6 separate regions of the Mus musculus genome follow, and regions 2, 3, 4, 5 and 6 are each linked to region 1. A link is a loop called in an ENCODE intact Hi-C map of the cell type or tissue named here. Cell type or tissue: heart. All regions are shown on one strand.

What was found. Peaks named below come from ENCODE experiments on the same cell type or tissue, not always from the same donor. Only the 100,000 strongest peaks of a DNase experiment are listed, where the experiment ranks them.
Region 2: it touches region 1 in a loop (2.2-fold over the local background); 9 of 42 quality-filtered maps call a loop at or near these places.
Region 3: a loop joins it to region 1, with 3 times the contacts of the local background. A loop is called at or near these places in 10 of 42 quality-filtered maps.
Region 4: it touches region 1 in a loop (2.4-fold over the local background); 6 of 42 quality-filtered maps call a loop at or near these places.
Region 5: a loop joins it to region 1, with 3.0 times the contacts of the local background. A loop is called at or near these places in 6 of 42 quality-filtered maps.
Region 6: it touches region 1 in a loop (2.1-fold over the local background); 6 of 42 quality-filtered maps call a loop at or near these places.

Annotation. Positions count from the first base shown.
Region 1 is chr6:146,407,048-146,412,047 of GRCm38, reverse strand. The region is part of intron 9 of Itpr2 (inositol 1,4,5-triphosphate receptor 2); the gene reads left to right. Among named protein-coding and RNA genes, the nearest start is that of Itpr2, 93 kb to the left of the region's middle. In heart, CTCF peaks have their summits at 1,785 and 1,988 (motif pointing left); DNase peaks (open chromatin) are centred at 1,457 and 1,957; H3K4me3 peaks cover 656 bases; H3K27ac peaks cover 566 bases.
Region 2 is chr6:146,759,656-146,764,655 of GRCm38, reverse strand. It overlaps Stk38l (serine/threonine kinase 38 like), which reads right to left. Exons shown (of 14, transcript NM_172734.3): 3 at 4,484-4,535. Among named protein-coding and RNA genes, the nearest start is that of Stk38l, 37 kb to the right of the region's middle. In heart, CTCF peaks have their summits at 2,145 (motif pointing right) and 3,921 (motif pointing left); no DNase peak of the experiment used is centred here.
Region 3 is chr6:146,500,158-146,505,157 of GRCm38, reverse strand. Itpr2 (inositol 1,4,5-triphosphate receptor 2) reads left to right here and starts at 2,935. Exons shown (of 57, transcript NM_019923.4): 1 at 2,935-3,371. The coding sequence starts at 3,280. In heart, CTCF peaks have their summits at 2,619 and 2,819; DNase peaks (open chromatin) are centred at 2,947, 3,567, 3,767 and 4,217; H3K4me3 peaks cover 3,067 bases; H3K27ac peaks cover 2,052 bases.
Region 4 is chr6:146,549,880-146,554,879 of GRCm38, reverse strand. Ints13 (integrator complex subunit 13) reads left to right here. Exons shown (of 18, transcript NM_138757.2): 13 at 234-388; 14 at 666-896; 15 at 2,369-2,508; 16 at 4,106-4,241; 17 at 4,716-4,793; 18 at 4,895-5,000. The coding sequence ends at 4,934. Among named protein-coding and RNA genes, the nearest start is that of Ints13, 25 kb to the left of the region's middle. In heart, no CTCF peak of the experiment used is centred here; no DNase peak of the experiment used is centred here.
Region 5 is chr6:146,541,892-146,546,891 of GRCm38, reverse strand. No RefSeq gene overlaps it. Among named protein-coding and RNA genes, the nearest start is that of Ints13, 33 kb to the left of the region's middle. In heart, CTCF peaks have their summits at 644 (motif pointing right) and 2,083 (motif pointing left); a DNase peak (open chromatin) is centred at 1,161.
Region 6 is chr6:146,575,491-146,580,490 of GRCm38, reverse strand. It overlaps Ints13 (integrator complex subunit 13), which reads left to right and starts at 2,656. Exons shown (of 18, transcript NM_138757.2): 1 at 2,656-3,190; 2 at 4,031-4,266. The coding sequence starts at 4,042. It overlaps Fgfr1op2 (FGFR1 oncogene partner 2), which reads right to left and starts at 2,580. Exons shown (of 7, transcript NM_026218.2): 1 at 2,283-2,580. In heart, a CTCF peak has its summit at 2,933 (motif pointing left); DNase peaks (open chromatin) are centred at 2,270, 2,650 and 2,980; H3K4me3 peaks cover 3,710 bases; H3K27ac peaks cover 2,514 bases.

The DNA.
Region 1 (5,000 bases):
CCAAAACACAGAGGCCAAGAAGCCTTGATCCTCACTAATCTGAAATTTCGAGGTCACTTACTGAATGCCTACTATGTGGAAGCGCTGACCTGGTTTGGTGCTGGGGGCACAGGTGTTAAGGTGTGGTTACTGTCCTCAGGTTCCTGCGGTCCCCATGGGAACCATGTAACACACCACTGAGCTGCGGGCTCTTACCGTTTGATGGCTTCCATCATGCATCAGTGCACATGCTAAAACCAGTAAATTTAAAGAAGGCAACTTTAAACTAAGAACAGAAAAGAGAAAGAAACCCTACAGTGTTATGATCACAGTTCCCAGGCACAACCCGTTAAACCAGCATTCAGCTATGAAGTTAAGTCATTCAGAAGAACACGATGAGCTTATGATTGTTGTAGAAACAGAGTCCAAGGCAAGCAGAGCACTTCCTGTGGGGCTTCAGCAAGCGATTGTGCACCGAGCATGCGCAGTGGGGCTTCTGCAAGCGCTTGTACACCGAGCATGCGCAGTGGGGCTTCAGCAAGCGATTGTACACCGAGCATGCACAGTTGTAAGCCACTGAAGACCAGGCTCTACATTATGGTGAATGTAGAAAGCATCAACGCTTAGGACAGCACTGGAGGATACACGTGGGTTTTATTCTGCAAGACCATGAGTAGCCGAGGTTAAAAGATGCCCTTCCTCAGCATGAGGAGACTCGCCACACAGTGTTAGAAGATGCAGATTAACTTTCCAGAAACATAGAGGGCCAGAAAACCAGGGTTGAAATGTAGAAATAAGCATTTAATTACAGGACGGGTAATTCAGACATTTGGACTTTATGTGATTGCAGACTTGTCACCTGTCTCTCTGTAATGTCACTTCCTTGGGACACATGAGTTAGTCAGTCAAGGTGAAGGTGGCAGATGCGGACTGTACAACTGTGCAGACGCTGTGACTTAGAGACCTTAAGTTCGGGACCGTGCCTGTGGGAGAGAAAACAACGTCATCTGAGGAACGGCTAACACAGCCTTGGAACCAATCCTGCCCCGTGGGAAGGGCAACACTCGGGCATCTCTGCTCCCCATTCACTGCTTCAGACATTTCCACACTGTGGAGCTCAGTCACTAAAGCAACAACTTGGTATTTCTTTCCAAAGCAAGACAAAGCAAAGAATGTAAAATAATTTTGTTAAAGATTTCACATGGCCTTTGGCTTGGCAAGCCAGGGTCTCATTTTGTTTGGACTCGAACTTGCTATTTTTCAGAGACTGGCTTTGAACTCCTGATACTCCTGCCTCACCTTCCAAGTGCGTGCCGCCACACCTGGCTGTCATATTTCCTTCTAGAGTAGCTTACTTGGGAGTTGGGGAGAGCTCAGTGAATAAGCTGCTTGCCTTGAAAGCACGGGGTTCTTGCCATTCGGGACTTACCTGAGAAGGGCCAGGCGTGGGGGCCTGTGCTTGTAATCCTACCATTGGGTAAATGGAGACAGGCTCTGTGGCCAGCCAGCCTAGCCCATCAGGAGGGCTCTAAGCCAGTGAAATACAGTGTCAATTAAAAAAAGAAGTGAGTGATGTACACCACACACACACACACACACACACACACACACACACCCCAGTGAAGAAAATGGGCTCGCTTATTTGTTTGTAACTAGGTCAAGCGTCCACTAGATGGCACTAAACCCCTACTTCCTAACTCCAATACTCCTAGGAACAGTTAATAAAAAAAACCACTAAAGTGCTGGAAGAGGACAGTCTTGGCGTCCCATGCTCTGAGAGTGAGGAGGCAGGAGGCCAGGATTGTCTGCAGCAGCAGCAGCTGTAAAGTTGAGTCTGAGGCCCACATAGAAGACACTTTCTAGAAAAAAAATAAATAAAAAGAAAAGAAACAAACACCAACTAAAACAAAACCCCAAAAGCAAAACAACAGCAGCTAGCTAGGGAAATGGCTCAGCTGGGAGATTGCTTAAGCAGATGACGGCTATCCCTGGGACCTGCAGTGTGGTTGGCGCTCCTCGCTCAGGTTGCCAAAGGGTCTGGTGCCCTCTTCTGGTCTCTACAAGTACTGCACCTGCATTCAGGAACCCACTTGTGCCCCCACCTTCACCCCCACCCCCAAAGGACTAGAAAGCAAGACTATGAGCGTGAATCATGGGCTTCTGTGATTTCAGTCTGTTTCCTTCTGTTGTGTGAGTGTAAGACTGCTGGCATCCTGCATCTGACTCGGTACAGTTAGCGAGACTCTTGTGGCGACCTGACTTTCTCTTCTGCACACTGCACTTTAATTGTGTGTTTTGATGAAGGCTACCTGTCGATATTGCCAGTAACCACTACATTCTCTCATCCACTCTCTCCACCTTGTGGACCCTGAATTTGATCTTGGCTATCTCACGGTCTTATAAATGCATGAAATATTCTTAGAACTCGGGTCATTTCCCCACAGTGACACCTCTCCTCCCCGGTTATAGGCATCACAACTTGGGAATCAAGATAAGCATATCTTTCCATGGCAGTTTCTACACTTAGATGCTGATGACTGTAAACATATAAGACTGATGTAAACATCATTCATTTAACAGCCTCTTTCGTGCGGCATGATCTTCCCTTTAGCTTAAAAGCCTCTGAGGTCCCGGGAAATCTTTCCTTCAGCATAAGAGCCTATCTGTGGAGTCGTTCTGTTTTGGCTCACACCTTTCTGTTTGCTGGAGGCAGGAGAGGAGATGTTGCAGTCTCTTGGGGTGTGGCTTGCATTCCTCAGACCTGTCACACATGGCTCTGTGTGACATTCCCGTCAGTAGCCCACATCTCATCTGTGAAGAATTAAGGATTAAGAACATTTCTCAGAAGGGGAATTGTGAAGTTAAATGAATGAACTCTCAAAAGCATTTTTAAAGAAACATCACACAAGAGGTTCTGCAAACTCAAATTAGTCCTACTTCTCTTACTTGTGGTGATCTCTCTCCCTTATCTCCTGATTAAAATTCAACCTGCCCTTTAATGGTTTCCTTGAACACCAGGAATAATTATTTTTTTTAATTTTATGCATATGAGTATACTGTACTGTATGTATGTCACTGTTTTCAGACACACCAGAAGAGGTCATCAGATCCCATTACAGATGGTTTGAGCCCCCATGTGGTTGCTGGGAACTGAACTCAGGACCTCTGGAAGAGCAGTCAATGTTCTTAACCACTAAGCCATCTCTCCAGCCTTCAGGAATAATTCTTATATAAATTAGCTCATCACAGATCACTCCATCCCTCCTGTGACCTATGTTATTTACAAATTATTCATTTCTTTCTCCTAGCTCTGGTCAAATTCTGCTTTGTAGTATAGCTGACCTTATTTATGTCTTATTTTCCTTCTGAGGTCACAGGGTTGGTGGCCAGGGATAGGAGTCTTGCCTAAAATAGCACAGGCCACAAAGTTTTCTCCTTAAAGATGCTCTGTTAGTGTTTATTACAAAAGTTCTCTCTCTCTCTCCACCATGCCTGACTTACAATTCAGTTTTTTTCTTTTTTTTTCTTTTTTTTCTTGTATTTTCTTCAATTACATTTCCAATGCTATCCCAAAAGCCCCCCCCCCCCCCACTCCTCTACCCACCCATTCCCATTTTTTGGCCCTGGCATTCCCCTGTACTGGGGCATATAACGTTTGCCTGACCAATGGGCCTCTCTTTCCAGTGATGGCCGACTAGGTCATCTTTTGATACATATGCAGCTAGAGTCAAGAGCTCCGGGGTACTGGTTAGTTCATAATGTTGTTCCTCCGATAGGGTTGCAGATCTCTTTAGCTCCTTGGATACTTTCTCTAGCTCCTCCATTGGGGGCCCTGACAATTCAGTTTTTTAGCATCATGAAATATTTTCCTTTAAAGTCCTAAAATATCCAGGAACTGCCTTAGCACAACTTTTTCTTCCTTCTTTAGCAACATTCTTCTTTATGCATCATTCACTAATTACTTTGATAACTACGGCTGTTACTATATTTGGGGAAGAGACAAAGTAGTAGACTTTGAGGTGTGCATAATTTATTGTTTACAGCTAATGTCTGTGAATGCATGTGGCTGTAAGTTTATTTGGGTGTTTTTCTTTCTCTCTAGTAGTAACTTTTCTCACAGCCATGACACAATACTATCAACAGCAACAGAAGAAGAAATGGCTTATTTTGCTACAGTTGCAGGCTATGGGCCATCTTGGTGGGGACGACAAGGTGGCAGGGCTCTGAGGCAGTCACCCCGAGGAGCAGAGCCAGATGGATGCTGGTGCCGATCTCAGTTTGTCTTTTTATTCAGCCTGGAGCTCTTCAGTCTGTGAGATGTTGTTGCTCCATTCAGGACTGTCTTCCCTCCTCAGTAAACCTCTCTGATTGTAAACCCAGTCAGGCCCACAGTGACGGCCCATGTCATCTTTTTTCCTCCCTCCCTTTTTAACATTATTAGTTTGTGCTTTGCTGACTGATGGAGATGACTGGCAAGCAGACAAAGACAGGGATGTGTGACTTTTACCCACACAGACCTGTGGACATCATGGGTCTCCATAGGCTTGTGGCTCAGTCTCACATGTCCACAGATCTGGGGCTCAGTCAGACTTCAAAGACTTGGGACTCAGTTATGCATTTCCATAGTTTTGGGCTCAGCCATAGGCTTCACAGACTGGGGGCTCCATCATAGAGTTTCCCCCTCATTTTGTAGACAAGGACTCCCAGTTCTCTGGGACTGGATGACTTTTCCCAAGGCCCGAAGCTTTAAAATAAAAGGCCTGGGTGCTCTTGATAGGGTTTAGAGTGTGGCATGGTCTGTGGTAGAACATGGGCAGCACCGCCAAGGGCAGAAGCTGTTTTGTGTTGGGCTTGGTTGGGTGGATTCTCGTTTCTGTTTACATCCTGCTTATGTGTGAGCCATGGCTCTGAGCTTGGATTTACTATTACCTGGAACTAAGTATTCTAATTCATCAAATGTAACCCTTTGATACAGCTTTAGATACAGTCTGGCTAACTTTGCATTGGTTACATTTCTGTTA
Region 2 (5,000 bases), 350 kb before region 1:
GGTGTCTAATTAGAAGTCTGGGTATCATTAAAACAGAATTCTAACACATGTAACAGAGGAAGCGGCAAGCAAGAAATTATGTCAGGAATTCACACAGCTCACTGAAAGTACATTAAAACATTTTATTTTAAATATATTTTATGCATCTGGGTATTTTGTCTACATCAATGTCTGTTATAATGTCAAGTTACAATGGTTTTAAGCTGCTATATAAGTGTTATGAATTAACTTGAGCCCTCTCCAAGAGCAGCCAGTGTGCTTAACTGCTGAACTATCTCTCTAGCCCACAATTTCATTTATGTGGCTGGCACGCACGCACGCACGCACGCACGCACGCATGCACGCACGCACGCACGCACGCACGCACGCACGCACACACACACTCATGTGCATGCATGTGTCTGGGTAGCAACAACACAATAAAGGAAATGAAGAATACAGCAAACAATGCTTTATCAAAACTACCCATATCTAGCAGTTACATGCTAGTTTAAAAAGTAAACTGCACTTATCTTGGAGTTGGGAAAACTTTACCTTTAAATAGTTTAATACAGCTGAAATCACATCTATATCATTATAAAGGCAAAGGTGGGCCTCACAGCACAATGTGGTCCGTGTATTCTTCTCTTACAGGAACCCACCACCAGTTGTTCTGTGCTTGGGGGTGGCAGTTCTGACAAAGAGCTGGCTTTAAGTTCCTGAACTGGAGTTCTCTTTAGAAGCTACTTGGTGGTACTCTAGCACTGTGTCTCTCATGGTAATACAAGAGCTTGTTTTAATTTAATTACATGTGATAGATGAACATAAGAATGTGAAAGATGGTTTAAAATTTTTCCTTTTTCATGGTTACAGAACAGCACAGTTCTGTTTAGCTACAGAAACCTGTCTCATCTAAACAGAAGAGACCTGGCTGTCCAGTTTCATAAAATGTGCTTACAGTCTAGACAAGAGTCTACCAAAAACCAAAACAACAACAAAAATTAGTCACTGAGTATCTGATAGGTGCTCCTGTCTACCAGAGCATAGCCCCTCAACAACAAAAGGGAAACCACAGTGTGCATTAAACCACTGGCCTCAGGAAAACCTACTCAGTGACTTTAGCCCTTCAGTCAGTATTGCAGTCTGGGGGTAAATGAAGCAACATCGGCGTTTTAAAGCCCATGAAGAGCCCTTGCTGCATCTGCTCAGTGTGTACTAAAAGCCAAGGTCTCTGTGTTCCCCCCTTCCCTCCTGCTGCTTCATGGCTCTCTTCTGCAGCTTAAATCACTCATTTCAGTTTTCCATTAATAAACATCCATTTTTGATGATTCTTGTTAATTAATATATATTCTCCCCATGTTTTGAATCAGTCTCATTCTGAAACTGAGAATCTTTTATCTCTCACTCCCTAGTGCCAAGATTACAGACTCCATTCCTTTTCAAATGGGTAAGAGTCTCAATCTGCAAGATGCCAAGGTGTTTTTAAAACAGAAAGGGTATTTCAAAGTTCTGAGATATTAACACTAACAACTTCGTCTTGGCCACTGTTTTGTTGTAAATGGTCACAATTTAATGGTTTCACAGCTCACTCATGAACTATTTCACAGTACACAGTAGACAGCAGACAGTACTGTTAAGGACTGACACCCCAGGCTGTCCTATGGGTGCCACATGCACTCCACATTCACATTGTTTAAGAAATCTTAAAGTTTTTTTGTTTTGTTTTTAAGAAATTCCAATCCCTTATACTGATAGTTTCAACATCAAGGTTGAGAGAATTTGTTCTCTTCTCCACAACATCTTCAAGGCCCTAGCACAGGGCCTAACAATAAACACAGGCACTTTAAAGTACCTCTACAGAAAAAAAAAAAAGGGATGTTTAAAAACAGACATTATGAGCTGTTGATTTTTAGAAGCAAAATGAGTTAACATTTTCTACAAGCTATTTACAAGAATTAAGAAAAAAGCCGGGTGGTGGTGGCGCACGCCATTAATTCCAGCACTTGGGAGGCAGAGGCAGGCGTATTTCTGAGTTCAAGGCCAGCCTGGTCTACAGAGTGAGTTCCAGGACAGCCAGAGCTACACAGAGAAACCCTGTCTCGAGGAAAAAAAAAAAAAGAAAAAAAGAAAAAAAAATCACTAATGCCCACCAGGGGGCACTACAAAGCCAGGCCTTCCCAGACAGTTCCTGACTCCCAAGAAACCTTCTCATCACTTGGCAATAATTTTAAAAGTAAGCCAATTTATATAAAAGTCCAGGCTTCCAGATCTTCTTGCACAACAGGAACCTAGCCACACTGGGCTAACCTGTCACCTGACATGGGTAATCCTGAGCTCTTGATAGCTAACAAATAGGCAGGTCTTCATTAACATAAAGTGAGGAACAAACATTAAAAAACCTGTTTCTTCATCCTCCTTTTTCTTTCCTTTCCTTTTTTCCCCTGAGACCTGGTCCTTTATACAGTGCATGCTATCTTTCAATGGAGTCTCCACTGTGCTCGGCATGGACATCTGTTTTGGTACCTTTCCCTAGACTTCAAGATCCTGTGTTTAACATTTCTAACAGTGAGTTCCAGGACAACACAAACAACACAAAACAAAAAAGACTTCTGCATCAGCACCATTATTACTAGCTAGAAAAAAAGTTTTAATATTAGTGAGACAAATAAGGAAAGATCTGCTCACCTTTCTCTATGAGCTAGGATGAAGCCCTTAAATTACTGCCTCACAATAAAATTTAACAAGATGGGGCTTTAAGATATGCATTAAATTTATATATAAACAGTAACTTTAAGTGTGTGTTTGCCTTCCTAAGAGCCCAGCTAGACGGATGGCACACAGCTAAGGCAGCTAGCTGCAGGGCAGATTAACTCACTTGGTCAGCGTCTTCAAGCTCCTTTCTGACCACTGAACAGTCAGTAAGCCTAGGTTATAACTCATTCTCATCTGGAAAATAAAGCTCTTTTTAGTAACTGACCTGACGCTAGCTTTCCATGCCTTCAGCTTCCCTTGCCACTTAAGCATGCATGGCCACTATTGCTGACTACAGTGCTGTTTATGAAGTAACTTCTTTCCATCAAGAACGATTCAAAGCAATTGCTACAACTCCCATAAGTCTTTTCTGAGCTCCTGTATTGGGAAAGAGTCTATGTATTTTCAAAGTTTGCTATATTCTGTAATGTTTACACATTTTTGACTTACTGGGTGGTGGCTGCTGGAACTCAAACCAGGGCTATGCAAGAACTCTATCCTGAACTATACTAGCAGCCCCTGTAACGTATACAAGTTTTCGTGCATGTGTGTGCCCCCTGCAAAAGCCCTTCGTCTGCTCCAGGATGTGAAACTGATTAACACACACAGCTTCTAGTCTCTGGGAAGATGCCCTTTATTTAAAGGCTATCACAAGGACAGAAACACTGTTAGTATAGAATGTAGGACGAGTAGCTAAGCAATTAGGATTTCCCAGTGAAGTAAGACCTAAGCTCCTTGAAGAATCACTGGAGTTCAGAGGAGAAAGTTTCAAATGGCAGAAATAGCATGTGAAAGGGGCCATCAATAAGCAGGGAAAAATCACAGCAACTCAGTACTGGCCACGGTTGGATGGGGTGCCAGGAGCTAAGGCTAGAGAGAAACAGCCACTGGGAAGGAAGCCTGCATTGCAGTCCTTAGCTACTTTTCTACTGTGATAAACACCATAGCCAAGGCAACTTGTGAAAGAGTGCACTAGGGCTTTCAGTTCCAGAGGTCAGTCCACGATGATGGGAAAGGTGTGGCAAGAGAAGCAGCAAGCAGAGGACAGTTTGAGCCATAAGCAGGAAGCAAAGAGCAAACGTGAAATGCTGAAGTCTTTAAACTCTCACAGCCCATCTCTAGTAACAAACTTTCTCAGCAAGACCACATCTCCAGAGCCTTCCCAAACAGCGCCACCAACTGGGAAGCAAGCATTCAATGAACACCCTAGACTTCAGGGAGCAGGGTACATCTCACCAAAAACAATACATGCAGGAGATACACCAGACTTGTTTTCAGAGTGCAGAAAAACTGGGCAGCATAAGGAAGAAACCATTTCAAGACAGTCATTCATCAGTGAGGTACAAGGGAACCTTAATTAGAGAGTAAACAGTTTTAAAATATTCAGAAATAAATGTGAGAAGAAGGAATCAATGGATAGTGCCCACCACCTGACCCTGTCCTGCTCGTCCAGAGTAGCGTGGATGGATGGATGGTGTCCAGCACTGGACCCTGTCCTGCTCGTCCAGAGTAGTGTGGATGGATGGATGGTGTCCAGCACTGGACCCTTTCCCATCTCCCATAATGCTGTGGATGGTGTTCAGCAACTGTATGTTCTTGAGGGCCAAGGCCATTTCCTAAGGTGCCTATGACAGCAATACAGTAAGAAGCCATACTCAGATGGAAAAGCCAACCATAGCCAACCCACACATCAGCTAACACTGATAAGGGAACTCACTGGGACACTTCCGTTTAGTATCGTTGGTTACATTACCTCCTCATCTGCCAATCCTTCTTCTTCCATAGCCACTTCTAACTTCTTCTGCCTTTCCAAAGAAAAAATAATTAGACTTTTAAAATACATTTCTATTTCCATTTAAGATATAAGTTATTTATTGAAGGCAACCACTGGGCATGCTATGCTAAGGAAATCTTTCAAACTGGACCAAGATTCGACTCTTTACTATGATCAGTATTCCTTCTCAGAGACACTAGAATTTAGCATTCTTTGCTGACCAACTTCACTGCTTTCTCTCCCAGCACAAGATGACTTTGTTTGAGTCTTAAGCTCAACCTCCCAACTCAGTAAGGACCCTGGTGTCAAGTGTATGTAATTATTAAAATTCTTTGGAAACTGAAAAGTCATATACATGTAGAAATAACCATCGATCATAACATTTGCTTTTCTAGCAAGAGCCAAGTTTGGCTCCTTGGTCTTTTTTCCTTAACACTGAGTTAGTTAGGCTAAGCATTTCTGATGGGGCTGCAGATGGAAATGAGGACTGTGGAAC
Region 3 (5,000 bases), 93 kb before region 1:
CCTGGGATGGACAACTGGCCACACTGGAATAAAGACAGCTTAGATAAAAGTTTATACCAGTATCAAATTTCTTAGACACTTGAATTTTGTTCCTTAATACTGCATGAGAGACTCGCAGTAATGACAGGTAAATCGTCATGATATTTGCTATCTACATCAAAAGATCCTGAAGATGTGTGTGTGTGTGAATATGTGTATGAGTGTGTGCATGTATGTGTAGTGTGTGTATGTATGTATGTGTGAGTGTGTGTGTTTGTGTGTGAGTGTATGTGAGCGTGTGTATGTGTGTGAGTGTGTATATGTTTGAGTGTGTAGTGTGTGTGAAGACAGCCATAAAACTTGTGATAAATTATAAATATTGATGAATGCACTGTATTATTTTGAAAAAGTCTTTCACAAATTTGAGATTATTAAAACAACAACAAAGAACAGGTAATTCCTCAGTGAGGCCTTTGCCTTTGTCAAGGTTTGCTTGAACCCCGTGTCCTGGGCCCTGCCCTTATCTACCCATGTGGTGGGTGAATCTTCATTGTCAACTTGACTACATTTGGAGTTGCCTAGGAGGCACACCCCTGGGCATGTGTGGGTGTTTTCAGAGATGATTAACTGTGGAGGGAAGACCCATTCTAAATGTGACTCTATTCTATGGGACGGGGGTCTCAGGCTGAATAAAGGGGGGGGGGTGAACAGGACAGATACCTGAGCTCATTTGTCTGTTTCCTTACAGTAGATGTAACAGCTGCCCTGGGTTCCTGCCGCCATGCCTTCCTTCAAACCCCAAGGGAAAGCAAACCTTCTCTCTTTAAGTTGCTTTTCCCAGGTGTTTCATCACTGCAACGAGAAAACTTACTAATGCACTGTCCTCTTCCAGAGTGATGACAACCCTCAGCTCAGACCTGTTGGGGTTGGTTCTAATGCTACTTGTAATTAATACAAATTTAATACACAGGAACCGGTATGTATACCTGTAAGAGACTGAAGGTTCCTGCCCCCAGTTGGCTTTGATTGGTGAAAGAAAGAGCTGCCAGCGGCCAACAGCTGGGCAGGGAGACAGAGGCGGGACTTTTAGATTTCCTGGGCAAAGGAGAATGGGAAGAAGAAGGAGGAGAGTCACCATGATGGAGAAGCAGAGAGATCAGATTAAGAGCTGCAGGAGAAAAAGCATCCAGGCATGTAAGAGTCAGAGAAGCAGCCCCAGGCAAGGGAAGGTATTGAGAGGTACCTCGGGATGATGGCGTCTTACCCTAGGTAACTGGACTCCTGTCCTGGGACTCTTGGTTTTAGGGGGCCCTACTCTGGGTTGAGGCTGGTCTCACAAGAAGCCAGAACTTGGGAACCCAGCTTGGCACGTTATCTGTTTGTCAGGAGAAACAGTCACACACCCATTTTGTTCCTGTTGGCCTGACTTTGTATAAGAAAACCTTCCAGGTTTAGGCCAGCAATTGTTGAGCATCCATTGGGCCATCTCAGAACACAACTTCCAATGCTCTGGATAGCAGATGCCTCCATCCCAGACCCATCTTGTTTCACCTAGAGATTTTATAACTCAGAGCCCATCCCTTGTTTCCCAACACCAATATGAACGTAGACAGGACAACTCCTAATGGGCACCTCTCACCTACTAAGTCACCAGATCTGTGGGCTGGTGATGTGGCTCAGTTGGTGGGAGGGAGAGGAAAAGGAAGAGAGGCATTGGAAATGAGAATACACTGCTTCTACACAAGGTGGGGTTTGTCCCACACCAAGACTCGAGACTGGCATTTCCTTTCTGTTCCTTGCTGTCTAAAACCTTTCCATCCCAGGCATCTTTGAATTGGAAGGCAAAACTCCCCTAAACTCTGATTTTGGTCAGCTGTGGTTTGATCACGGCATTCGCCTCTTCAGTATCTTCCACAGGGTAGGACCAAACATTTCTAAAACAGTACTCTAGAGGTGGACTGACACACAACAGAGGGGTTGCTCCCACTCATGTCCTGCCTCCAGTTTTATTTATTATAACCTTGTGTGTGTGTGTGTGGGGGGGGGGTTACAAAGGCTGTCACCGGTTCCTGGAGATGGAACCCAGTTACCCTCACTTGTGAGCCCTCACTGCCATCGCTGACCCACCCACTGACGGTCACCAGGGTGGTCACCATAGCAGCTGCAGCTGCTGGATCCTTTTATCCAGTCATGAACTTAAGAAAAACAGGATCCAAGAACAGCTCCACAGGAGTGTTTCCTCCTTTCCTCTTCTCTTCATTTGTGTCTTCTTCAACCCTTTCCTCCCTCTCAATTAACTTTTCCACTCAAAACATACATCCACTCAGACTCCAGCTTTTACGGTCAGGATTCTCCAGGCCTCTGCGTGGTGGTGCGAACACCACAGCGTTTCACCCACCCTACTCCCACCCCCTCCCACCCCCATCGCCTGCGGGCTCCTACTCTCAGCTGGACTGTCACCGGCGCGCCAAGTTCCAAGCAGCGTGGTTGCTCTGCGCCCTCTTCCAGTCGGCGTCCCTCAAGGCCGGTTCCATCTGAACCCTCGTGTCGGCAGTTTTCCTCCAAACCCCTCTAAGTCCCTTGCCTTTTGCAAATAGGGATTGTCTCTGCGCGCTCCGGGTCGTCCTGTCTACGCTGGCTGCACTGCACCCCTTCCCAGCCCGCATCTGGAAAGTCCTGGGTCTCTCCTGGGTCCTTGGGGTCGTCTTCCCTCCCCTCCCGGAGTCACTCCAGACTGTCGCTGCTGGTCTCGGGGCTGCCCCTCCAAGATCACCCTGAGCCAGAACCAATGCCCCCGGCTGAGTCCCCGTTACCCCCGCAGCGCCGCCCAGCGTGGCTCCCACGCCTCTGTCCTGGCCGCTTCGGGGTGGCCCGTCCCCCGAGAACTGGCCCCGCCCCGGCCCCGCTCCGCCCCTGGCCGCCCAGGCTTGATTGGCCACGCGCCCCCCTCCCCGGGGCTTCTCCCCGCCCTCTCGGTCCGTGGGCACCGCCACCTGGTCTAAAGAGTCCCCCAAGGGGACCTAGAGGCTCCGCTCAGGCCGGGAGCGAACTGTGGGGACGCAGAGGGCTCGCGGGCCAGGGAGGAGGAGCGAAGGTGTAGGACAGAACTTCGCCAGGAACAGGAAACCTACTGCTGGGCAGGGGCGGCGACGGCGGCGCGGGGCCATCGCAGTGTCCCCAGCGGTGGCCTCGCTGCCGCTCCTCGAGCAGAGCTGCTTGGACCCCTCTGACCCAGCGGGCCTGAGCTCACCCTTGCGTGCAGCGGAGACAGCAGGGACAGCCACAGGAGCGTGAAGCAGCATGTCTGACAAAATGTCCAGCTTCCTCTACATTGGGGACATCGTGTCCCTGTACGCGGAGGGCTCGGTCAATGGCTTCATCAGCACCCTGGGGTAAGCAGGACGTGCTTTGAGCAGCGCCAGCCAACTCGGGTCCCTGTCCCTCTGGCGCGCGGCTTGTCTGGGGTCTGCGCCTGGGACAGCCCCGGGTCCCCTAGGTCTCAGCGCGCAGGAAGCCGCGAGCGCTTCTCAGCAACTTCATAATCTCCAACCCGAGACACATCCGAGAAGAGGAAGTGGTTCGCACGCCCCAGACAGGCCCTGCGAGCCTGCCTTCCCTGCCTTGTTTTGATTAAAATGTGTGTTTTCTCCTCATCTTCCCTATGGCCCGTTCTCAGCGCGCGGCTGGAAAGAAGGGTGGGTTGAAGTCCCAGGCTTTGGCCATGAAAGTAGGCGATGTGCACCGCGCAAATGTGGCTTTGTCCTGCTGGAGGAGATTACCAGCCCCTCTTCGCTGAAGTAATTTCCTTTTGGCCTTGCCAAAGGAGGACTCACTCCTCAGGCTTTGCCAAAACTGGCCTCCTGGGCAGCCAGGGTTCTAGAACTCAGCTATTCTCTCTCCCTGTCCATCCCCTTCGCCCAGTGAAAGGAGTTCAGCCTACTGCAAGGCCCTTGTGATTCGAGTTTGTATATGAACTGGGGAAATACTGATGTATATCATACAGAAAAGCAGCGTGTTAGTTAGGTTAGGACCATTTCTGGTTTCTAGAAAATTCCTTCATGGTGTTCGCGCTGGTGAACAGTTAATTGCACTCTATGATATATTTTAGTGCACAGGTAGTTTTTGGTTACTTCACAGGACTTGCCTCAGACTGTCTTATCTGAGGAGATTGAGGCTGGTGACTGCTCTCAGCTGTTAGGTATTGGAGTCCTGTCCCCCGGGCTGTGAGGGAGAGAGCCTTTCTGTGACTGTGTTGCGTGCCCAGTGCCTTCTCTGGAGGACACCAGTGGCTCCACAGTTCCTGTTCTTTGTTCATTTCCCCACAGATTGTGGGAAGGAAGGTTTAATTGAATATCTTTTCCATGTTATTTGCTCCTGAGATTGAAGTGTGAAAGAAGTACTTAGTCCAAGTGTTTCTGCTTGATCCAGTTGTTTCTGAAAGAATTCACAGTCCAAGTCTAGTCTGGGTCCAGGATAGTGCTTCATTGATGAATCCTGTCAAACTTGGTAGGCATGAAAGGTGTCACCATTTAGCAGCTAAAAGGAGGGGCTCTAGAAACAGAAGGTTTGTGCTGGGATCCCCACCCTTTGGTTTGCAAACCTTATGACCCTGGGCAGGTTATGAAATCTATCTGGGCTACATCTCCTGAGTTTAAAAATGGAACTCACAGTGGTTTCTGCATAGGGGTGTGGGGAGGAAAGAGGTAAGAGAGGCAAAGTGCTTACCACGGCAAAGCCGTAATGACTACATTCATAAGTTAATTAGCTGATGCAGTAATTATCACCACCCAGACCAGGCAAGAGTTCAAGGGTCACTTGCAAGGTCGAATGTGGATAGCGTACAAAGCAAACACTGGAAGGGCTGAGGAGGTCAGCTCCACAGTAGGCATCGTTGGGACCAGGAGATGGGGACCAAGAGAAGTGACCGACTCAAGGAACAGAGGGTATTTGTGTCCAAAGCCAGGACTCTACTCCTGCCTCAGACGCCCCGCCAAGTGTGTCCTGTTCTGCTTTCAATAATA
Region 4 (5,000 bases), 140 kb before region 1:
CATTTTTAGAAAGTAAATTTTTAAATTTGTAATTGGTGCCATTTCTCAAGCAAGATAGGAAGCATGAGGTTGTTGTGGCTGAAGAATTAGTGACTGAGAACAGAAGCAGCAGTTATGGTGTTCCCCTCTATGTGGCCATCTTTAATATCAGCTTTAAACCAAGTTCTTCCTTTTCTTTTTTTCTTTTTCTTTCTTTCTTTCTTTCTCTCTCTCTCTTTTTTTTAACCTAACAGGTAGTTCCATTAGCTGGTGTCATTGTGAAAGAGTCTTTGACAGAAGAGGATGTGTTAAACTGTCAGAAGACCATATACAACTTAGTTGATATGGAAAGGAAGAATGACCCTCTTCCTGTTTCTACAGTCGGTACCAGAGGAAAGGGACCTAAAAGGTAGTGCTGTTTTCTTTACACCTTCACACATCCTGTTTATTTAACAGGCATTACTCTGTAAGATAATTCTTCTGTGTGTAAATTATCTGAGGAGGTGTATGTACCATATGATGGGGACATAGTAGGCATTGCTACAGTGTAACTTGGAGTTCCACTATTAAGTATGGAGTAAAAAGAAAAAAATACATCTCCATTTCTGTTTCTTTTACCATAGCAAGTGCCTAATATTTATTATAACCAGGACCATTTCTGAGTGTGCTTTTGATGTTTACTCCAGAGATGAACAGTACCGGATCATGTGGAATGAACTAGAGACTCTCGTCAGAGCCCATATCAGCAACTCTGAGAAGCATCAGAGAGTATTGGAGTGTCTAATGGCATGTAGGAGCAAACCCCCAGAAGAAGAAGAGCGGAAGAAGCGAGGGAGGAAGAGGGAGGACAGGGAAGACAAGTCGGAACAAGCAGGGAAGGAGCACGGCACGGAAAAGGCCCGGCCGGATGCAGACAGGTGACTTGTCCCCTAGCACCCACCTTGGCCTGTCACACATTCACTTCATTCAGTATGTGCTTGTCCACGCTAACTGTACTCTTAGTCACCCCATCCTTCTGTGCCTTAAAATGGTATGAACTTTTATTGTTATGACAAAATTGTGTTAATTTTTTGCTAACTAATTCTGGTTATCATTATGGTGTTTGATACCAGTATATACTTTGAATATTATAAAATTCACAAACATAATTTTATGTTTAGTGAGTCACTGGCCAGGCATTCATCACAAGATGTCATCCTGAAAGAACACCCTGCCTTATTTTAGAGATAGGTCATACTTCAGTGATCACAGCACAGTGTGGAAAACGCTATCTTATACGAATTAGGTTCAGGTTGCCCTTTGGAACGGACTAGCATGCAATCCTAATTTTGACATCATTCCTAATCAGCACACTGTTTCCCCTTGAAGCCACACTTGAGTATCTGAGTTGGATTCCTGGGACCAACATGGTCTAGGAGAGAACTGACTCCTGCATGGTGTCCTCTGACCTTCACACACATGCCATTGTACATGAATTGCCTGTACCCTTATTTAACAAGTATCTTAATATATCAACTCCTATGTCCTTGCACAGATCAGACAAGACAGCTAGATTTATTGTAGTGGCAAATAGCCTCTGCCTTCACAGTTACTAATTCATGGAAGACCTCTGCTCATACATACATGTTTCCATGTCTACCATCTTCACTGTAGGTCTGTAGGAATGTGTTGACAGTAGTTCTTGAAGTCCTCATCATTTCTAGACAGGTAGAGCACTTTACTTCTCAGCAGTTTAAACAGTACACTTTACTTCAGCTCCAGCTGACCTCCAGTGTATGGCCTTGTGCATATATGAGAAGTATTCCTCTTACTAAGGAAGCCTAATAAAAGCTTAGAGTAGGGCTTTTTCATCTTAGCGCTTAGGTAGAAGCACTTTGGTTGATCTGAGTTCTAGGTTAGCCTAGTCTATATAGAGAGTTTCAGGCTAGCCAGAGCTACACACTGAGACCGTCTCAAGAAAAAGCTTTAGAGTGATGAGGCTTGCGAGTAAGAACACCTGAGAGCATACCTTGTCACACAGACCGCACCACACTAGACAGTAAGGACTAATTTTATTTGTAATTTGTCATAGATTTTTTTTTCCTTCATTTTTAAAATGTGGGTCTTGTGAAATGTCTTGTTCATAATTACATTGTTTCTAACCTTTTAACTACTAACTTAAGTTTCCTTGGTTTGGTTTTAACTTTTACATTGGACTAATTCCTGAACTGTTACTACTATAAAGGGAAATAAAATTGTGAAGAACTCATTAAACTAATTTATATGATTTTTAGATTCTTTTGTGAGATCAAGTATGTTTTATAAAAACTGATACACACAGTAGTGTAGTTACTGGGCCACTTATAGACTTATAAACTAAACTCTGCTTCATTACTTGTTCCTCTTCCAGATTGAAAGGGATTTTAGAACGAGGGAAAGAAGAGTTGGCTGAAGCAGAGGTCATAAAGGACTCACCTGATTCTCCAGAACCTCCAAACAAAAAGCCCCTTGTTGAAACGGATGAGACACCACACATGGAAAAGTCTAAAGGTGAGGACAACCTTGGGAGTGGCCTGGGCAGTTTAGCTAAGCACATGTTTCTGGGCAGTGTTACTTCACATTGTATCTGTGAGAAAGAGCTACTGACGCCTGGATGCCTGGAGATGTTGTTTACATCCTTGGAAGTGAAGATGTTTTTAACATTTAAAAAAAAAATAGTAGCAGTATGCTTCTATCAATAAAAGCTTTGAAAAATAAAATACTTTATATAAAATCTATACTTTAAGAATTTGTAAATTAGAAGCTTAAATCTGCTTATGTTCCCAGAACTGCCAAGTGCTGGCTTATGGAGGACAGACTGTCCCCAAGCCCCTTTATCATTATTCATTTCGATTAATGAACAAAATAATTGGTTTTCTTGTGACATATTTATTCAGTACATCATGGTTTGTTGCTCATAGTTCCCCTCCACGTGAGATGCTCTTCTGCCCCACTCTCCTTCAATAATCCCTTCATACCCCTCCCACTCTTACATATGCATGTGCGTACACATGAAAACCTCTCTTCCACTTTCACATGTGCATGTGCATACATATAACATTTAGATCCTATGTGTGAAAAAGAGAGAAATACTTGTTCTTCTCTCCACCCAACTCTTGGTACCCAGGGAAGAATGTAATCATATTTACTCATTTAGTAGTAACATATGACCAAGCTTAAGTGAAGATATTGTTTAAAACCTTTAATATTATTTATAGGCTGAGAAAATTAAATTTCTTCATGTAATTCTAGGTCTAAATGATGGGACTTAGACTTGGGTTCCTGATGTCATTCTGGGCCTGAGTGTCTGTGAAGGTATCCTGGGTTCAGTCCTCTTAGAGTATATGGAAAATCATCAGACTATCTGATGCCTGTGTCTCCTAGCCATCAAGAACAGGGCAGCCCAGTGTTATTGGCTGGTCATCCTCTGAGCATGCAGGCTAGTCACTCCTTAGTCAGTGCACTGGGACATACTCATTCTTCAAGCCACTAATGTCCTTGCATTTGGGGAAGCAGGGGTCACCTTGAGGTGGTTTGGTGCCTGCCTCTCAGGTCTTTGCTAGAGTTAGAAATAATAGGGTTTAAATTGGTGTTTACTGAGATAATTACACATCTCACATGCTGAATGTACCACTATGGATTAGAATGAGAAATTTAGTTATACTTCAAAGATTTTATTTATTTTTTTACTCTTTGCGATCTCATACGTGCATTTGAATCATACCCATCCCCAATTCTTGTTTCCCTCTTCCCTTAGGTGTCCCTCTCACCTTCATGTCTTTCATTCTGTTTTACAAGCTAACTCTTTGTGTGTTTTCTGATCAACAGCATTCTTTAACCCATTTCATCTACTTTGGAAAAGACTTCCCACCTTCTGTCCCCCCCAAAGCCAGTTGTGTACCTGATGTCTACCTACACTGCCTTTAAGGCTGTTTTTCCTAAGTGTGTCCTGTGGATTTGGTGGAAATCTGTTCAACTTTCTTGGCATGGTACAGTGCCTGAAGAGTATAAAATGAACAACAGAAGTGAGGGTTAAATTTATTACATTTCTAAAATTTGAAGTAGTAATTTTTCTGCTTTTTTTCTCTTCTTTCTGCTCTAACACCAGGGCCAGTGTCCTTATTATCCTTGTGGAGTAACAGAATAAACACTGCCAATTCCAGAAAGCACCAGGAGTTTGCTGGGCGTTTGAACTCTGTCAATAACAGAGCAGAGCTGTATCAACACCTTAAGGAGGAAAATGGGTTTGTGTAATTTCCTGTGGAAACTGCTTTGTTGATTGTGTAGTCCTGTAATGAAACTGCTTGCTTTTGGTCAGCAGTTTTGTACTACTCTTATGATTTAATACTTATATTGCCTCTAAGGAGAAAGATATTAACCTGTTAGACCCTTGGCGCTCACAAAGGCCCAGTTTATTGATTGTAATTATGAAGCTGTGTGCATTATATTTTCAGGGGGATAAAAACCACACACTGAATCTATGTAATGTTAAAGATTTAGAATAAATTTCAGACATGATTATTTTAATCGGTTGTTTTAAGAAGATATATTCCTATAGTACACTGTTAAAGGCATTCCTTTTGTAGAAATCTTTGACTAAATGGAGGAGACTTCCGTTTTCTTCTGTTTTCTTCTCTTGGAGAAGGGTGAGGGATAGGGAGGGGACCTTAGGGAAGCGCCCTGATGTTTACAGGCTCACCTTTCTCTCGTGTGCACAGTGAGGAGGTTGGACTGACTGGAGGACCCCGAACTGCAATCCCTTTCTTAAAGTGCCCACGTTCTCCTGTTGTGAATAGGTTAGATTTTAGTTCCAATGGGTAAAAGTAGATAAAACTACTACTAAATTGCTACTAAATATTTTATCACCGTCTCACTTTCCTTCTTCTAAATTTTTCAGGATGGAGACAACAGAAAATGGGAAAGCCAGCCGCCAGTGAAGAGTGACTTGAGAAACCAAATTTAGAATATTGTGAAAAATATTTTGGGCAGAATTTGATATAAGT
Region 5 (5,000 bases), 130 kb before region 1:
GAAATGTAAGCTGAAATAAATCCTTTTCTCCCCATCTTGCTTTTGGTCATGATGTTTTGTCACAATAGAAACCTTATCTAAGACTGAAGTTTGAAAGAACTGGGTGCTTCGGCCTGACTGCGTTGGTTCACGGTGCAGGTTCTCAGTATGAAAGAGGTTTCTAATGATTTCATCAACCTTTCCATCTGCAGGAAACCAGATTGCTTACCCAAGTGATAGATCTAGGTTTCAGCACTATGCAGACACAATCTAGACTCTCTTTTTACTTAAAACAGTTTACGGAAAGGCCAACTCTATCTTTTCTAAATAATATTTCTGAAGATTCTGTAATGCATCCAGATGATAGCACTCTAACATTGCAAACAGACCCTCCTCCCCAAATTCGAATTAGTGGCAGTTTGCATACAGATAGTCTTCACTTTGAGAGAAATTTTAGGGAATTGCCACAGAGATGAACAGATGACAGCGGATTGCTTTGAATGAGACATGGTAGGTGCTGTGCTAAGTGCACATTTCATTTTGTCTTTACAATCAATACACTGAGATAATCTATAAACTAGTTTTGAGCCTCACACTCTCACTGTTGAGAATGAATTGTACTTTATTTATTTAATGTATATGAATACACTGTAGCTGTCTTCAGAGATACCAGAAGAGGGCATCAGATTCCATTACAGATGGTTGTGAGCCACCATGTGATTGCTGGGAATGAAATTCAGGACCTTGGGAAGAGCAGTCAGTGCCCTTAATCGCCGAGCCGTCTCTCCAGCCCTGATAATGAATTTTTAAAATGTATTTATTTTTAGTGTATATGAGTGGTTGCCTCATGTATATGTGCTGTACTGTGCATGCCTGGTGCCTGAAGGAATATCAGGTTCCCTGGAACTAGAGTTACAGATGATTGTGAACTGTTATGTGGGTGCCAAGAACCAAACCCAAGTCCTCTGCAAGAGCAGGTAGTAGTCTTAACCGCTGAGCCATCTCTCCAACCTTTTGTTTTAGAAGATTATAAATAGTATTTTCTATTTGATAGCTTCATATGCCTCCCTTTCTAACTTCACATCCTCCTTTTCCAGTTAGTGCTCCGTGCAAGCACATAGCTGTGGGCATCCAGTGGAGCTTGGGCAGAACTTACAGCCCTGAAGAAAAATGACTGTCTCCCCCAGCACCTGTCAAGTGCTGATAGCCTCTCAAGTAGGAGTATTGCCTCAAGCCTCAAGCCCTGACCTATCCGTGCTGGAATGGAATGTTAACTGACAGGATCCTGTGTGTGTGTGTGTGTGTGTGTGTGTGTGTGTGTGTGTGTGTGTGTGTGTGTTTGGGGGGGCGGGGTTATCAGGAAGTTCCTGAGTGCTATGATGATTACAGCAGACTATATTTATATTCCACCATACTCCTCCCTTTCTGCCTACACCCCTTTTCAATTCTGTTCCCTGAATATTAGCAGTGCTGATACTGCTGTTCCATTTTAGGCTGATTACCTAACAGTCCCTTATTCGCAGTACTTTGACCAGTTATGACTATGCATTGACTGCTGCTCACTGCAAAAAGAAGCTACGTTGACCAAGGTTAGGAGCAGCACTGATTTATACAACAGTCAGGCACTGATTTGAAAAGTATTCTTAGATCCTGTTGGTTTGTATTCCATATTCCATGTGTTGCTGGGGTGGATGGTCTCTACTGCTTCTCTTCTCTGGTTCTGGCATGTGGGAAAGGGGAGAAGGCTGGACACCTTTCCTGGTTGTTCCCTTGCTCCATGGCAGTCCACTGTGGCTTCTGGTCCTGCTCTCAGTCTCTGTGTGAAAAGCACTCTGCTTTCTTAGTCACAGTGCTGCCTGTTTATGTAGTAGACCATTAGATGGACAAAATACAAAGTGGACTTAACTTCAGTGGTAGTTAAATATTTTAAGTGGTAATGTGTGTGTTGTGTGTACACTCATATAAATTTTTTTTCAGGGGCTGGAGACATGGCTCAGAGGTTAAGAATGCTGACTGCTTTTCCAGGGGTCCTGAGTTCAATTCCCAGGAACTACATGGTGGCTCATGACTGTCTATAATGATATCTGGTGCCCCCTTATGGCATGTGGGTATACATGCAGTACAAAACACTATATACATAATAAATCTTTAAAAAATGTCTCTTGAGATGATAATTACATCATTTCCCCCTTTCCTAAAGCCCTCCCATATAACTCTGTTTGCTTTTTCTGATGCGTGACATCTTTAATTTGTGTGTTACCCTCTGTGTGTGTGTGTGTGTGTGTATTCCTAAATATATAAATAGAACCTGTTCAGTCTGAATAATGTCATTTGTGTTTTCATGGCTGAGCACTAGGTATTGGATAACGATTGGTGTGCTCGTCTTTGGGGGAGACTATTTCTCCTGATCTCAGCATAGCCTGTAGTTCTTTATATAGGATTTACATCACTGAGCTTTCCGTCATCCACTTTATCATATCTATGGCTGTCCTTGTTCAGCTTATATTTAGGCAAACATACTGGCGAGGCTTTATGAAGGTAGCTTCTGACACACAACCTCTCAGCAGACTCCTTTTTCTCTTGCTCTTTTACTCTTTCTGCCGCCTCCTCTGCAATAATCATAGCAAGTGTTTTTCATACTCGTCGTCTGTCAGGTGTAACACATGATTTGTGTCTTTCTAAGTTACTTTCAGAGTAGCATGAGCTAAATAGTGCATAGTCTATTTGAAACCTAGGTGTGTCAGTTTGTGGTAGGTTTGAATAATGTATGCAGAGAGGAAATACGGCAAAGAGAAAACTACAGTCATCACTTGTCTATTGGTAAAGTCAGAAATAGTCCTCAGCTTTTAAGAAGACCATGTTTCAGTAGAATACTGGCTAGACTGAGCCCATTCGTTCAGGTAATATAAATGAATATGTGAATTTGGATAACTGGGATGGCACAGGCACATCATGTAGCCGTAAACACTGAGGTCTTCTCAGAACACATTTAGTTGACTCTCATGAGCTTTTATCTAAGATGGTTTTGGTGAGACGAACAGTTTCTAACAGTAGTTAGGTCAGATGTACTAATCCATATAGATACTGTGTGTGCTCATGCCTGCAGGTAGAGTTGTCTTTGTAGATAGTTAATAAATCTGTTGAGGTACTTAAGACATTTCAGATGTGTGTTTATGCCCATAACAATGCTGATTTATCTGGCTTCATGAAGCTAGTTGGAAGAACTCTGGCCAATAGGAAGAAAATAACAGTGATTCTCTTGGTGATGCTGAAAGTGTTAGGAACCAATTGGATGACTACAGACCTTTCTAAGTGGACTGGAAGAACAGGCCACTGAAGGAAGACATCCTGTGTGAGTGCACCTGCAGGGGAATGAGAGTGCCAGGTAATAGGAGAAATACCATGCTTGCCTATTGGTTCTGATACAAGTCTCAGTAAAGCAGGACATTCCTGTGTTTTTTGTGGGCTCAGGTGATAGGGCTCCTGTTCAAAATCTTAGACTCGCGGTTTCCCAGCAACATTAATACTATAGAGCCTCTGCCCTGGGAGAAGGAGGAATCTATGAATGTAGCAGTTAATACCATGAGAGGAATGGGCTTAGGAACACTAAAGGCTTGCAGGTTTGTTGTCAAAGACTTTAATGGATTCTGTAGTACTGTTGTATGCAGTGGCCCTGAAATCTTTATAGACTCTTGCACTAAAGTATTTAAATTTATAAGCTGGGTAGGGCATGACTCTGAGGTAGCAAATACTGTAGGAGCTAATATACCCTTATTTGGGCATTTGATGACCTGTAGAGGTAAGGAAGACAGAAAAATCTGACTTGATCTTGTGCTCCTTTCGTTTGGCTCCACTGAAGATACATTAGCCCCTTCACTCACTTCTTTGGGGCCTCTTTGGGAATTTTAAAGTACTCTCCAGCTTTCCATTTTATATCCCACAGTTTAGGCACAATGTACAGAATAACCTTGCTACTGCAAGTCATGTAGTATGCAGAAGCAGTATTCCAGAGACAGTGGATCATGGAGAATGCCCTGGTGAAGCAATGGCAGGCATTGCTTCTCAGTCAACACTGGAGAACTATCACCCTCACTCACTAAAGGATCCACTGGAAGTGGTCTGCCAGCCTTTGTACCAGAGAGACACTCTGGAACACCAGGTACCTTGGCAGCCTCTCTGAGGGGTTTCAGGTAGTTGGTGGACCTTGTCTGTGAACTCTGTCTAGCCCTAATGCTGAAGATAAGAGCAACAGCACTACTGGGTGTAAATAGCAAATGGCTTTAATCCCAGCACTGAGGAGGCAGAGACAGGCGGTTCTCTTTATGAGTTTGAGACCAGCCTGGTCTACATAGTGGGTTCCAGGACAGCCAGAGCTACATAATGAGACTGTGTCTCAAAACAAAACGATAAACAAAAACAAACCCCAGCACAGCCAGGGCTTCTGTTTAATCAGCAACCCTTTATGTGCGTGATCCTGTAGATGATGTGCTATGTTCCATGCTTCTTGCACCACCAAAGAGGGGGGAAAGAGTGTTAGTGTCCTTAGTTTGTAGTGGAAACTGAGGTTCAGTCTGGGAGCTAAAATTCCCAGATGTACAAAAGAGTACCCGAGTTCTGATCTAAGTCCAGGGATTTACTTTAAACTGAAAGGTAGGACACTATGCTACACAAAGTGTCAGACTTTGGAGTAAGAGACATAAAACCAATCTGCTAGACTGGTTAGATTGTACATTAATTGATCTGAGCCTCAGTTTCTTCAAGTAAAAAGGGAATGGACTGACCTTGCAGTGATCTTTTCAATATTAATCGATATAACATACTTTGTGAATTCCTTGTCATGTGGTCTTTCAGCAAGTTTTTCTGTCCCTTTCTCTCCCCTCTGCCTTCCCTTCTGCTCTTCTCTCATGCTCTTTCCTGTCTTTCTCTTCATGCCTCCATCCATCCCTCACATCGCTGTAGAATCCTCCCTTCCTTCTGCCCTTGCCTTTGCTTGGCCTTCCCTGTTCTATATCTCCCACCCA
Region 6 (5,000 bases), 170 kb before region 1:
TAACTCTTGTTTCTTTCATAAACAAATCTACTAATTACCCAATTTCTGGAGATTTAAAAAAAATGGTGACATATGACAGCTGTATTTTTAAATGTCAGGAGTTTAAATTGTTACTGCTCGGGTGGGTACCTCTAGTGTTTGTAAATACAAAGGTAATATATTAACTGGCACATGAAAATAGCAAAATAAAAATGTGTTTCAAGTCATTCAGAGAAATACTTTAAGAGATCAAGAATGTATATAGTCAAATATGGTGGTACATACTTTTAATCTCAGCACTAGGGAGGCAGAGCCAGGTGATTATCTGTGAACTTAAGGCCAGCCTGGTCTATCAAGTGAGTTCTAGGACAGTCAAGTCTACGTACAGATTCCAACAACAACTCATAAACAAACATAAAGAATGTATATAAAGAACACATAAAAATGAGTATCTTGTAAAGACATATAAACTATTTGAAATTACAGAAAGTTTCTATTCTTCCTGAAAATTAATGTACTTGGAGCTTGAGGAAGAAAAGCAGTTCTTTTTTTGTTTGTGTTTTGTTTTGTTTTTGTTTTTTGAGACAGGGTTTCTCTGTGTAGCCCTGGCTGTCCTGGAACTCACTCTGTAGACCAGGCTGTCCTCGAACCCAGAAATCTACCTGCCTCTGTCTCCCAAGTGCTGGGATTAAAGGCATGTGCCACCACCGCCTGGCTGAAAAGCAGTTCTTAAAGTTGAAAGGAACACAATTTGAGAGAAAGAGCACATTGAATGAAGACCAATTTATATGCTCCTTAAAATCGTGGCTATGCTGTGTGTGTGTTCAAATTAACAATCCAAAAAAGGACTAACCTAACCCAAACCAGTTATTTCTAACATATGGCCAAGAGTCGGTAAAATTTTTCTTATGCTGAGCACTATCAAAAACATTTGCATCACATAAAATCCTAGTTGTCAAACATGATACTAACATAGAGTCATTTGAATACATAGGGTGTGTGCATGCATGTGCTTTTGATATTATATACAATCTCCAACCACTAACAACAAAAGTACAATTACATAAGTGTTAGGAGTACATGACTGCTCATGTTCAAAGCAGGTAAGTAAAGGCTTTTACCCTAAAAAAAGTTCCTTTAGGTTCTAATATTCTGACTTCTAAGAGACAGAATTTTTATATCAAATTCTTTAGAATGACATTATAAATAAATATATATATGTGCGTGTATGTGTATATATATATATATATATATATTGCTTGCTCTGTGCCAACACTGAGATAGCATTTGTTTTAAACATGAATAAGACATGATTCCAGACTCAAGTTCAAGCTGGCAGGAGAGACAGGTAATTGAACAAATAATACATCCTAATGAATACTGCAAAACTATGTCAAGAGCTATCCGAGTTCATTGTACTGTCAATGTCACCGGAGGGAGTCTAAAAAGAATCATCTATGAATTGGGTTTTGATAGATGATAAGACAGAAGGAAAAGCAAGCATTCTAGCAGACTATATGGACTCACATGGCACAGTGTTTGGAAAGGAATTAGGGGTGGCAATAAGATGACACTGAAAAGGTAAAATATGATGAGATAGGATGGTAAAAAACCCTGATGAATCGATATGCTTAAATTAGAACTTGAAAAAGTTTCAGGCGAATACATGTCACAGTAAGTATGGAAGGCTGAGGCGGGGACACCGGTTTGGGGTGGAGGAAGGGCAACTGTAACAGTCACAGTGAAAGAAGCAAAAAAACCTGGTGCAGTGTGAGTGGAATACAGAACGTAGGCAGTTCTGAGGTCCGTGTTCTGGAAAGGAGGACGGGAAGAAAAGAGAGTCCTCACTCTTGAGGAGCAGACACAGATGCTGGTAGCAATATAAAAAGCATGTGTCTTTCAAAGAAAACCTTAGAATGGGATAAAGAAAGAATGCGTGCAGACCACACACACCAATAAGCATCCTGTCCACACACATCACTCTGAAAGCAGAGAACTGCACTGTTCTTGAAAATGGTGGAATGCACACACTTGGAGCTTCTGAAACATTTGTCTGGAGAAAACCAGTTTTTCAACTTGAAACCGAATTTGGAAGGCCGCTGAGGGACTCAAACGATCCCAGCAGCTCCCTCAGGACCGTGGCTAAGTCCCAGGCGCAAACGCGGTCAAGTGTGCTGAGGTAAACTCAACAGTGACAAGTCCCTCAGGCCACCGCCCACGGAGCTCCCGAGTGGCAGGAAGGGGAACCCGGAAGGGGTGTCCCGCGGCGTGCAGGCCCAGGGTTTTCAGGGAACTTTCCGTACCTCAGTTCCCGGCAGGACCTCAGGGAGAGCACGGAGAGAGGAAGCCCGGCTCAGAGGCTCGCCCACGCGTGTAGTTATTCCACTGCGCTTCAGTCCCCCTGGGGCGACGACCACCCGCGAGGTGGAGTGCCCACGGAGTGGTCTCCGCGCCCTCGCTGCGCCTGCTCAGCGAGCGGACGCACAGTCCTGCTCACACAGCGGCGGGACGTACGGGAAACCCACTCGTCTCGGCCCCATCCCGGGCGGACCAGAACCTCCGCGACCCGCAGCCGCTGAGCGACAAGCCTCGCGAGACTTCCCTCTGCTGGTTCCCGAAGGCCCCACCCCCGGTAAACGGCTGGCCGTTGATTGGAGAACGGGGAGGGGGCGGGGCTTCTCTCCTCGCCCCCCTCTCAAGGTTTTGCTCTGCCGCTCGCACACTCTCGCGTGTTTTCCGAGGGGCTACCGGCCCGGACTGGAGGCGGAGAGGGGAGGTTGGGTGGGTAGGCTCTGCCTGTCCAGAGCCGAGGCTGGCTTGTCCCGGCCGTGGCTTAGTACTTTGTGGGGGGATCTCTCGGGTCGTCCTGACCGTTCTTCCCTACGGTTGATTGGGAACAAATGTTAAAGGCTTTTTTTTTCCCCTCACTTGCTCCGCCCTCTTCCGGTTCGGCCTCTGGTGGCTTCTAAGGAGAAGGGAAGATGGCGGGGCTGTGCGAGAGCGCCGTGCGCACGCGCGAGTCCGAGTGCGCTCTTGTGCTTGCACGCGCATGCGCGCGCCCCTGCGTTTAAGCAGCCGGAGTGTTGGGAGATGAGCCGGGCAGTCAGTCTTCTGCGGGTTGTACCAGACCGACTGTGCGCCGACTCCCCACCCACCCTCGTCCGCCTTCTCTCTCAGCCTCCGTTCATTCACTGCAGGACCAGGCACGAAAGTAAGCGAACCTCGATGCCGAGGTCTTCCCCATCCACTCACCTCGTTCGCCGCCCCCCACCCCCCTTGCAGTCAGGTGTGTGCAGAAGGTTTGCAGACAGGGACTTTGGCGGGGAGGGGCGGTGCGTTCCAGAGCAGCAGGAGGTAATAGCGGGACCCTAAGGTGGTTTGTTACCTTGAACACTTGCTGTTTCCCAGGTGCTTTAGAATGTAGGTTTAAAAAAAAAATTTTTTTTTTTTTGGTCTGTAAAATTTTAGGAGCGAAGCAGGGCAGTGCACCACATGTTCTGTGTTTATAAGAAAAAGTTTTAGAAGTGTTTTCTCTTCGCCAGCATGGGATAGCATCTGCTTGTTGTGGTCTACGTGGTGAATTACTGTAGTGTATTGCAAGTGGAGGGAGAGGATGAGTTTGAAGCCATAGAAAGACGCAATATGCAGTTACCGTAGGAGATGTGTGTCTATTTTGGGTTGTACTTTTGCTGTCAGTCTTTTCCTGTTGATTTCCCTTAGCCCCTAACAAGGATCACCATAAATACATTTGAGGAATTAGATCTGTGATTTGTAGGCATAAGAATCAAATACAATGTGCACAGATGTTTTCTTCTATTTTAAGTGCTTTGTAAAAGAAAAAAAGAAGTATGAACTAACTTCATTTGGTAGATAGACTGCATGGTATGATGTGGCATATTCTTTGAACTGGCACCATTACTTTGGCCTTTTTTGCACAAAATTCTCAGAACTTAGGATCCGTATCAAATCTTGAAAACACACTTAAGTGAGAAATCATTTATGATAAATGTTATGTGTCATCGTTTTGACTAGTTTGTTTATCCTTTTACAGGTTAAAACAAAATGAAGATTTTTTCTGAATCTCATAAAACAGTGTTTGTTGTGGATCACTGCCCATACATGGCAGAATCCTGTAGGCAGCATGTGGAGTTTGATATGCTGGTGAAGAACAGGACCCAAGGCATCATCCCTTTGGCTCCCATCTCCAAATCCTTGTGGACTTGCTCAGTAGAATCTTCCATGGAATATTGTAGAATAATGTATGACATATTTCCTTTCAAAAAGCTGGTGAGTGTTATGAACACAATTGTGATGGGATGATGTACTTAATTAACTGTGTCTATAATTATTATGTGAATTTACTGTAGATTTATAACTGTATAGTTCAAATGTATGTAGAGCTGCCCTTTATGATTAGTGCAGTGTTGGTATTTAGTTGCAGACAGCAGTAATGATGGCGCTGAGCACTTACAAGATCCAGGTGTATCCCAAAGTACTGTATACCTACTGGCCTCTCCAACAGTCCAGTGAAGTATGTACTATCTATACATGTTAGGCCATATATAAAGTATGTTGTAAGCATGGAACAGGCACTGAACTTTGAGAACAATTGGGAATGTTGAGGTTATTTTGTAGCCCTGGCTGTCCTGGATCTCACTTTGTAGACCAAGTTGGCCTTGGACTCACAGAAGTCCACCTTTCTCTCAAGTGCTGGGATTAAAGATGTGAACCATTTCCCCAACTCCAAAAAACTAAGTTTTTGTTGTTGTTGTTGCTGGTGTTTTGTTTTTCTTTTCTTTTGTTTTCATCAGTAAGAGGAAACATTGACATTTGATAGAAATTCCAAATATTAAAGTTACCTTTAGGTTTGAGTATCTTAGATGTTTCAGGGTTATTTGCAAGTAGATGGCATGTGTTCGATCTTACTTGCAGAAGCCTAAGCTGGAACCTAGCAGATGAGATTTTTTTGCTTGGCCAAGGTCCTTATCATCTTACCTGATCGGATTTTGTTTTGTTGTGGT